Linked DNA regions of Homo sapiens: region 1 is linked to region 2. A link is a loop called in an ENCODE intact Hi-C map of the cell type or tissue named here. Cell type or tissue: breast epithelium. All regions are shown on one strand. Each heading gives the region's core, and the rest is flanking DNA. Links, peaks and the distances in the headings are about the cores only.

Region 1 (5,377 bases), core at 135-5,134, 950 kb after region 2:
GTTTTAATGAAATGCTTTGATTTTGGACCATCTGAAAGGCCTCTTTCGATTCCTGTATCTTTAATTATGAATGGGGTTGAATATCTCTCTCATATATTATTGGCCAAATGTGAACTGTCTATATGTTTTGTCCATTTTTTCTTTTGAGCTGTTCCAAGGCCATTTTTTTTTTTTTTTTGAGACGGAGTCTCGCTCTGTCGCCCAGGCTGGAGTGCAGTGGCGGGATCTCGGCTCACTGCAAGCTCCGCCTCCCGGGTTCACGCCATTCTCCTGCCTCAGCCTCCCAAGTAGCTGGGACTACAGGCGCCCGCCACTACGCCCGGCTAATTTTTTGTATTTTTAGTAGAGACGGGGTTTCACCGTTTTAGCCGGGATGGTCTCGATCTCCTGACCTCGTGATCCGCCCGCCTCGGCCTCCCAAAGTGCTGGGATTACAGGCGTGAGCCACCGCGCCCGGCCTCCAAGGCCATTTTAAACTGACCTTAATCTTCTAGAGGTGGCTGGTGTTGGCAAAAATTGTGGGGTTAGGAAAGCTGTGGCAGGGGTTTTGAATTTTGGCAGTTCCAAGAAAGCAGCGTTTCTTGGCAATTTGTGAAGCCTGGAGATGGATTCTGCCAATTTTGGAATAAATGTGGAATTTTCTAATTTAATCGTGAGGCAAGAAACCATGTGACCTCTGTCACCTCATCCTGACAGTGTCCGCAGTGCTGTCCTTTCTGGAACTGTATGAAATTGCGGTCGTGAATGCTTTGGAGCGTCTGCTGTGTGCTGGAGTTCTACAGATGAGCTTAATTATGGGAACGCCCTCCTGTCCCTGGGCAAGGAGGGGGATGAGCAGGGTGGGGGTGTGCTGGAGGAGGAGACGCCTGCCACTTTGCCACCCTGGAAGCTCACTGCAAGAGCTGCAAAATTTCCCACCTGCCTAACACAGGCAGGGCTTTGGTGGCGGGACCCCAGGGCTGGCTGTTTTTGCTCTTTCATCACTTTTGTCAGGAAGTATTGAAAGACCTTTAAAAGGCCTCTGACTTGCAGGGCCTCTGACCTGCAGGCCTTTTAAAGCATCTCCAGCTTTTCTAGTGAGTTTTTGTATTTTGGACGGGAATGTCTCACGAACCCTGGCATGCCAAGAAAGTCCCCAATTTCCCAGCAGGTAGTGATGGATGCAGAGCTGTGCTCTTCTGTTTAAGAAGCTCCTCAAGGCACTCTGGCCAGGACAGTTTAACCACAGGGACGCTGGTGGACTCAGTCAATCCAGACCTGGCAGAGGGCAGCAGCTGCCTATAAGTGTGTGCCAGTTACAGCAGGGCGTGGGCTGCTGCCCAGGTGGCCTGACTTTCTGTCTGTGTTCCTTTCCCTGTATCACCCTGAGTCTGAGCCAGACTTCCTCTTTTGTCACAGGTAATTCATCACCCTTATCAACCGCCGTTAAGTATCAGTCCACAATGCTCTGAAAAGACTTCCTCTTTGCCGTAAGTGTAAATTACAGGAGGAAGCTAACACTATTTATAAATCAATTTCATTTTCATGCAAGTCTTATTAGTCATGATACCATTTTGGGCACTTCCTAGAAGCTTTTTGTGTTTTTAAATGCTTTGGATGAAAATCCTCATTTGTCTTGTAAACCTCCAAGGTGGATGTGATCTCGGCGAACACCAGTAACAGCGTGATGTTTGTGACTTTATCCAGTGCTGGGCGGACCACAGATAGAGTCCCCAGGTGCTGAGACACTGACTGTAGTGTGCTCAGAGGAGGGCGGCTAGGGCAGTGAGCAGGAAGCCCCAAAATCGTCCCTGTCAAGCCCAGCTGGGGAGCCGACAGTGCCTTCCCTAGAGGAAGGGTGCCAGGGGTGGTCATTTAGTTGTCCTGACATGATCCGTTGGCCCCACGAGCAGCAGCCAGGTCTGTATCTGAGAGCTGTAATTTCCTGCTGATAACAGGAACACAGATAAGGGGCACCCCATCCCAGAGTGATATTAGGTTGGCTTTTGAATCACCAGGCTCCTTGGATGTGCCTTAAGCCCACAGGTGCCCTTTAAGCACCTGCCGTGAGGGCAGATGTGACAGATCGTGTTTGCTCTCTGGGCAGTGAGTGGGTTTTGGGTAGCTTCTCTCCAGGAAATGATGAATCACTCGGAGCTGAGCAAGTGCCAGAGAAGTCTTCAATCACAGACTGAACCCAGGAGGGTGTTTCGGCCTTTCTAAGTCCTTAAGGGTTGTAGGGAAGGTTTTGAACAATGGCTTTTGACTTTACCTTCTGAGAGGCTCTGTCAGGGAGTGGTGATGCTGCGGGTGAGAGCAGTTTTGAAGGTGTCACATCCAGGGCCAACCCTGAGCCTTGCTTCTGTAGCCACCTCCTATGGGAGGTCATGACAATAATAAGATTTTGCATGTGTTGTCCAGGAGCAAAGACCTTTCCAAACTAGTCGTTGTGTTGACCACTGAGGATGACAGCCTGGTGGGCTCAGTCAGAGCCATTGTGTTAATACCCTGCTCCCACACACATAGCTGGTAAATGCCAGAAGTTAACACTCACAGCCAGGCCTTCCGACCCCCAATTTTGTGTCATTTCTGCTTTTCAGTCTTACCCTTAGGTGTCACAGCTGTTTATTTAAACTGTTTGCAGTGAATTTTGTTTGGGAGCATTGTCTTGTGAAATTTATGCTCTGGCAGAGAACAATTCCTGCTGTCTTCTTCATTTCTTCTAATTTTTTTTTTTTTTTTTGAGACGGAGTCACCCAGGCTGGAGTGCAGTGGCACGATCTCGGCTCACTGCAAGCTCTGCCTCCCGGGTTCACGCCATTCTCCTGCCTCAGCCTCCCAAGTAGCTGGGACTACAGGCGCCCGCCACCATGCCCGGCTAATCTTTTTTGTATTTTTAGCAGAGACGGGGTTTCACCATGTTAGCCAGGATGGTCTCGATCTCCTGACCTCGTGATCCGCCCGCCTCAGCCTCCCAAAGTGCTGGGATTACAGGCATGAGCCACCGCGCCCGGCCATTTCTTCTCATTTTTAAATTTTAGTGCTTTTCCCCCTCGTGCCCCGACTTGCCAAGCTACTTTGAGGGTGGTGGGTGCATCTTGCTGTTTTACACTCTGGAATGTCGTGATGGGACCAAAAATAAAAGTTTCTTGCTTGAGATGGGCCCTGCGATGGGGCAGGTACCGCGTCAGAAATGAGCAAGCCTCGTCCCTGTCCTCAAGGAGAGAAGACTCACTTGGTAGACAGATGTCTGTTCAGCCACTTGACAAATGACAGTAATATTGATCAAGCTACTGCCCTGGATGGCTGGGCTGGAGGGCTGAGGAGAAGGTTGAGGCTGAAAGATAGAGTTGTGTGGGCATGTTTATGAAGGGGTCATATACCTGGACAGCCGGGGGAGGAAATGGAGGAGGCAGGTGGAAATCCAGATTTGAGGGGTAATTATTGTTCAACTCCTGCAAGACACTTAGTTCTTTTTTTTTTTTTTTTGAGACAGAGTCTCGCTCTGTCGCCCAAGCTGGAGTTCAGTGGCGCCGTCTCGGCTCACTGCAAGCTGCGCCTCCTGGGTTCAAGCGACTCTCCTGCCTCAGCCTCCTGAGTAGCTGGGACTACAGGTGCGTGCCACTGTGCCTGGCTTATTTTTTGTATTTTTAGTAGAGACGTGGTTTCACCGTGTTAGCCAGGATGATCTCGGTCTCCTGACCTCATGATCTGCCCGCCTTGGCCTCCCAAAGTGCTGGGATCACAGGCATAAGCCACCACGCCTGGCCACTTAGTTCTTAAAGAAAGGAGAGTAGGAAGAAAAGTACAAGTGAGAAAGATGAACAAAAACGGGGATTGTAAGAGTACATTTATTGAGACAGTTTTGCATTTGCATTTGCTCGGCCAGTCTTATATATAATTAGATGTTGCTTACCATGACATCATTTCATTTCCAAGGAGCAAACCCACAATGTGAAAATGGACCCACTGTTATGTCCCAGATAACGTGCCTTAGGTAATGTTCTAGTTGAAGGAACTAGAAAGGGAATTAAAATCATTGTTATTTACTTGCATAATAAATGAGTGGAACAGCAGATTCCTGAATTGTCCATTAAGAGGCGTGGACTAAAATAATTCAAATCCCTTTATTTATTTATTTATTTTATATTTTTTTGAGATGGAGTCTCACTCTGTCGCCCAGGCTGGAGTACAATGACGTGATCTCAGCCCATTGCAACCTCTGCCTCCTGGGTTCAAGCAATTCTCCTGCCTCAGCCTCTCGAGTAGCTGGGATTACAGGCACTCACCATCATGCTAATTTTTGTATTTCTGTAGAGATGGGGTATTTTGTAGAGAGCCTGACCATGTTGGCCAGGCTGGTCTCGAATTCCTGACCTCAGGTGATCCGCCCTCCTTGGCCTACCAAAGTGCTGGCATTATAGGCGTGAGTGCCCGGCCCCTATATTTATTTTTAATAATCGATGCTGTTCGAGTTGAGTATGCTATTTATTATTAATGTCATAGGTAGAATTCTAAGTGGAATACGCTTGTAGATTTTTATGTTCTTTGGTGTATTATCTGTTTGGTTCTAACATAAAACAGTTTCTAACCCAGAGGTATCTGGAAAGATGGTATTCCAGTGGGATGTAATAACCTCAGAAAATTTGTATTATTTCAGAAGGTCAAGCTAGACGATGTCACATTGAAAAAACTTACATGTTTCTTAACCTTAGAGCTTTTCTGAAAATCCACAGTTAGAGAAACCCAGTCTTGCCAAAGGATATTTGTAAGATTTGGCTGAGTTTTCCATCAAAAACATTTGAACTAGGGGTTGTAGAGTCCTGTTTCAAGTGGTAAATAAAATCCCGTGAGGTGAAGCTGCTATTTCTTGCCAAATTTTGAGATTAAAGTCAGTAGGTTTGAAAGGAATTTGGTATGGGGTGAGTGAATAGCAGGCATCTGAAAGCCGTTCCACTGGAAATTGAAGCCTTCCATTTGGTCCTCTGCAGGTTTTGTTTATCGTTTGTCACCCTTGAGGTAATTAAGATACTTTCTTCTTTAAAGCAGATATTCCCCTCACTGCTTGATCACGTGTTTTAGCAGACAGCAGGAAACTGACACCAAAGACAGTCATGAGATTAATGGGCAGGTATGGGGAGGTGGGTTGATTGGCTGGGTTTGTCTGACTTCTTCAGGTAAATTAGCTTCTTCCTCCAGCCTTTTACTCGAAACATAACTGAGAGTAAAATTTGGGAATTTATGCCCAGCTGGTTTATTCTTGTATTCTTTAAACATATGTGCTAGATTTATTTCAAAGAGAGCTTGGAGGAAGGGCAGAGAAAGAAGAGCCTGGCTGCCTCTAACCTGCCTGCACCCCTCCAGGCAACAGGTGCCTGGGGTGACTGGGCCCACCCCG
Region 2 (5,377 bases), core at 71-5,070:
CATTAACATCAAAATTTTAATATTTCAATAATCATATTTCCATACTTTAGGTTTTTTTTTGCGATTCTATAAGCTTTATTTAAACGTGAAGGTTTGATTTTGATTTTTTTTTTTAAAGGAGATCTTTTTTTTTTTCTTTTTTTGAGACAGGCTCTCACTGTTGCCCAGGCTGGAGTGCAGTGGCACAATCACAGCTCACTGCAGCTTCTACCTCACAGGCTCAGGTGATCTTCCCACCTCAGCCTCCTGAGTAGCTGGGACCACAAGTACACGGCACCACGTCTGGGTAATTTGTTTCTTTTCTTTTTATTTTCGTAGCGATAGGGTCTTGCCACATTGCCCAAGCTGGCCTCGAACTCTGGTGCTCAAGCAATTTACCCACCGTGGTCTCCCAAATTGCTGAAATTATAATCGTGAGCCATCATGCCTGACCGTAAAAGTTTTATTATAAGAATCCAAGGCCTTCACCAAGATGCTAAAGGAATCCAAGCACAAAAGGAAGTTAAAAAGCACCTGCCTGACCCAGTGCAGTGGCTCACAGCTGTAATCCCAGCACTTTGCGAGGCCGAGACAGGCGAATTGCTTGAGCCCTGGAGTTAGAGACCAGCTTGGACAACATGGTGAAATTCCGTCTCTATAAAAAATACAAAAATTAGCAGGGCGTGGTGGTACATGCCTGTAGTACCAGTGCTGGGGAGGCTGAGGTGGGAGGATTACCTGAGCCTGAGAAATCAAGGCTGTAGTGAGCCGTGATCATGCTGCTGCACTCTAGCCTGGGAGAAAGTGAGACCCTGTCTCTCAAAAAAAGCGCTTGCTCTAATCAGACATTCAGTCACCCAAACACCACAAAGTAAAACTCTGCCAGTGTAATAATGATTAACTAGTGGATCTAGATCCTGCCTTCTCAATTATGCTGTCTTGCAGAGTTTTCTCTTGTATGGTCGCTCTCAGAAACAAGGTAAATTACCTATGCCATATATGATAAGCTTGTAAAAACCACATACAGAGACGTTTAACAATACAACAGTTTGTACAATTACTATTTATGTATTTGCTAGTATAATTGAGCTAATCCACACAGAATTAGCATTTGGACTGAACACATATATACCAGAGCCTTTAAAACAGTAAAGGCATTAGATGGACAGGACGCACAATGTGGCAACATCCACTTTGAAAATAGAGCGTTTTTACCTCCATTTGCTACACTGAGCATGAAGTAAAATGGTCCATGAGGACTGGTGGTTAGTTTCTAAAACTTAGTTTCAAAGAAAAAAGTTAAAGTGAGAAAGGAAAAAGTTTCATCAGGCATACCCTAAAATGTACCCATCAGGTTCTAATATCCCTCACTTAAGCTTACAAAGCCTTGTTCACATGTCAAAGGACTCCTTGGGATTTCAGATAACCACACAGTTCTTCACAGACACACAGCTGGCTAGGGTTTGGTTCTCCTCTCAGGATACTTGTGGCCTGCTGGTTTACAGCAGAGACAGCCTCATATACATCTTGCACAGTTTCCACTCTTCTATTTGGTGTTTTTTTGCATTAAATGCTTTAATCACACAAATAACTAGTGCAATGTTGTACTTTTGACTGTATATAATTTTGTGCTGTTAGTTTCAATGGTGATTACATTTTTACCCCACAAGGGTTCTTCCAGCATTGAATGTAAGGTAAGAAAAGAATTTTTAAATTAAACCAGATTTTCTAACTACATTTTTTCAGGAAATAATTCTCTTCAAGAAACAGAGTGAAGTTAATCACTGGCCCCTCCATTTTCTTTGCTCAAGATTCCTTCCTCATAAAAGCAGTTTTCCTTCCACACGCATCACCTCATCAAAAGACAGATCTTCCTTAACAACAGACTAGATACTTTGCATTTCCCATTTCCCTCTTCTCTACTTCTTTTAAACAAACACTAAGCTAAACTAGATGTCTTAATAAAATCAGATTTTTATACAGCGTTTTCTCCAATTTCAGAAAGTACTATAAATAATCTACAACTATTTTATAATACTTACCATGGAGCATAGAATTCTACAAGCCACAAACTATCACTCTGAATAACTTCTCGGTTGAAATTCGATGGAGTTAATTCGATCACATCATCACTAGAGGAATACAGACCATTCACTGCCAGAAAGAAGGTACAGCTCACCAGACCTGAAGATAAAAACAAAAGTGCACCATTAACAGCACTGTTCATGCTTTGACTGGAAACCCTGGGGAACCAGAGTCCTCTTTAACTGACCAGGGCCCTTCACACAGGAGGACGGCCTAGCTCTGGCCCCTCTGCCCTTCCTGCTGCAGTTGGAGCCCCTGGAATTTCACTCCCATTGCTGCAACGCTGAGCAAGAAAGGAACGGACGGTCCCCACTCCCACTCCTTGGGCTGCACTGGAAAAAGGCTGAAGCATTATTCTTAGTGGCTTTCATGTATCAACGTCTTTGTTCTTTACAACCGCTCCATGAGGCAGTACTACTGTCATTTTATGGCATGGACGCTGAAAAATTGGGAGGTCACTTCTGCCTGTGTAACCCTGGGCAATCACGTAGTAATCATTCCTCATGTTATTCAGTTGCAATTATTAGCACATTATCTTTATTCAAATATATTTTTGAAGGGAAAATAATTATTGTCTCTTCCACTAGATTGTGACTCTTTCAAGGGCAATGGTAATTTATTTATTTATATTTTGAGACGGAGTTTCGCTCTTGTTGCCCAGGCTGGAGTGCAATGGCATGATCTTGGCTCACCACAACCTCCGCCTCCCAGGTTCAAGCAATTCTCCTGCTTCAGCCTCCCAAGTAGCTGGGATTACAGGCATGTGCCATCACGCCCGGCTAATTTTGTATTTTTAATAGAGACAGGGTTTCTCCATGTTGGTCAGGCTGGTCTCGAACTCCTGACCTCAGGTGATCCGCCTGCCTCGGCCTCCCAAAGTGCTGGGATTACAGGCATGAGCCATGGCGCCCAGCCAATGTTTATTTTTATAAATAGTTTTATTTCTCTTAATACTATCCATAACACATTATCAGAAACACTGTTCGTGTGAACAACCTTATAAAGACAGGATACAGTGTCGACTGTATTGCTGACCACACAGTTCTGCCACATTGTGGATCAAGAGCATTTTCATTAGCAACTCTGGAAACTTACATGCAATTTACAACAATAATTTAGGAAAACAAATTCTGAACTTACTAGTATCTTAAGAACCCAAAAGTTCTCTGAAATGGCATTACTATCAAAATTTCACCTTTTAAATTTACATATACAGTCACATCCACAGGGTCAAGGAGAGAACACATATATGAGGGTGGTCCTGTGGATTATAATGGAGCTTAAAAAATCCTATCACCTTGTGATGCCTTGATAACTCTGACCCTGAGTAGACCTAGGCTAATGTGCGTGTTTGTGTCCTAGTTTTTGTGTTTTTTTTTTTTTTTGAGACAGAGTCTTGCTCTGTCACCCAGGCTGGAGTGCATTGGCGCTATCTCGGCTCACTGCAAGCTCTGCCACCCGGGTTCACGCCATTCTCCTGCCTCAACCTCCTGAGTAACCGGGACTACAGGCGCCTGCCACCACGCCTGGCTAATTTTTTGTATTTTTAGTAGAGATGGGGTTTCACTGTGTTAGCCAGGATGGTCTCGATCTCCTGACCTTGTGATCCGCCCGCCTCGGCCTCCCAAAGTGCTGGGATTACAGGCGTGAGCCACCGTGCCCGGCCCTGTGTCCTAGTTTTTGACAAAAAAGTTTAAAAAACTAAAACAAACTTTAAAAACGAAAAAAACCTACGTTTTCTTCTAGGGTTTTTATGGTTTTAGGTCTAACGTTTAAGTCTTTAATCCATCTTGAATTGATTTTTGTATAAGGTGTAAGGAAGGGATCCAGTTTCAGCTTTCTACATATGGCTAGGCAGTTTTCCCAGCACCATTTATTAAATAGGGATTCCTTTCCCCATTGCTTGTTTTTCTCAGGTTTGTCAAAGATCAGATAGTTGTAGACAGGCAGCGTTATTTCTGAGGGCTCTGTTCTGTTCCATTGATCTATATCTCTGTTTTGGTACCAGTACCATGCTGTTTTGGTTACTGTAGCCTTGTAGTATAGTTTGAAGTCAGGTAGTGTGATGCCTCCAGCTTTGTTCTTTTGGCTTAGGATTGCTTTGGCGATGCGGGCTCTTTTTTGGTTCCATATGAACTTTAAAGTAGTTTTTTCCAATTCTGTGAAGAAAGTCATTGGTAGCTTTATGGGGATGGCATTGAATCTGTAAATTACCTTGGGCAGTATGGCCATTTTCACGATATTGATTCTTCCTACCCATGAGCATGGAATGTTCTTCCATTTGTTTGTATCCTCTTTTATTTCCTTGAGCAGTGGTTTGTAGTTCTCCTTGAAGAGGTCCTTCACATCCCTTGTAAGTTGGATTCCTAGGTATTTTATTCTCTTTGAAGCAATTGTGAATGGGAGTTCACTCATGATTTGGCTCTCTGTCTGTTGTTGGTGTATAAGAATGCTTGTGATTTTTGTACATTGATTTTGTATCCAAAAGCAATGGCAACAAAAGACAAAATTGACAAATGGATCTAATTAAACTAAAGAGCTTCTGCACAGCAAAAGAAACTACCATCAGAGTGAACAGGCAACCTACAAAATGGGAGAAAATTTTCGCAACCTACTCATCTGACAAAGGGCTAATATCCAGAATCTACAATGAACTCAGACAAATTTACAAGAAAAAAACAAACAACCCCATCAAAAAGTGGGCGAAGGACATGAACAGACACTTCTCAAAAGAAGACATTTATGCAGCCAAAAAACACATGAAAAAATGCTCATCATCACTGGCCATCAGAGAAATGCAAATCAAAACCACAATGAGATACCATCTCACACCAGTTAGAATGGCAATCATTAAAAAGTCAGGAAACAACAGGTGCTGGAGAGGATGTGGAGAAATAGGAACACTTTTACACTGTTGGTGGGACTGTAAACTAGTTCAACCATTGTGGAAGTCAGTGTGGCGATTCCTCAGGGATCTAGAACTGGAAATACCATTTGACCCAACCATCCCATTACTGGGTATATACCCAAAGGACTATAAATCATGCTGCTATAAAGACACATGCACATGTATGTTTATTGCGGCATTATTCACAATAGCAAAGACTTGGAACCAACCCAAATGTCCAACAATGATAGACTGGATTAAGAAAATGTGGCACATATACAGCATGGAATACTATGCAGCCATAAAAAATGATGAGTTCATGTCCTTTGTAGGGACATGGATGAAATTGGAAATCATCATTCTCAGTAAACTATTGCAAGAACAAAAAACCAAACACCGCATATTCTCACTCATAGGTGGGAATTG

Evidence for each region. Hi-C counts contacts between places; a loop is a spot of excess contacts. Peaks named below come from ENCODE experiments on the same cell type or tissue, not always from the same donor. Only the 100,000 strongest peaks of a DNase experiment are listed, where the experiment ranks them.
Region 1: a loop joins it to region 2, with 35 times the contacts of the local background. A loop is called at or near these places in 11 of 110 quality-filtered maps.

The regions. Positions count from the first base shown.
Region 1 is chr2:11,752,272-11,757,648 of GRCh38, forward strand. All of the region lies in intron 1 of LPIN1 (lipin 1), which reads left to right. Among named protein-coding and RNA genes, the nearest start is that of LPIN1, 8.3 kb to the left of the region's middle. RefSeq lists an enhancer at 1,524-1,733. In breast epithelium, for the core only: no CTCF peak of the experiment used is centred there; DNase peaks (open chromatin) are centred at 1,290 and 2,093; H3K4me3 peaks cover 482 bases; H3K27ac peaks cover 966 bases.
Region 2 is chr2:10,800,478-10,805,854 of GRCh38, forward strand. It overlaps PDIA6 (protein disulfide isomerase family A member 6), which reads right to left. Exons shown (of 13, transcript NM_005742.4): 2 at 2,022-2,163. Among named protein-coding and RNA genes, the nearest start is that of PDIA6, 9.6 kb to the right of the region's middle. In breast epithelium, for the core only: no CTCF peak of the experiment used is centred there; no DNase peak of the experiment used is centred there.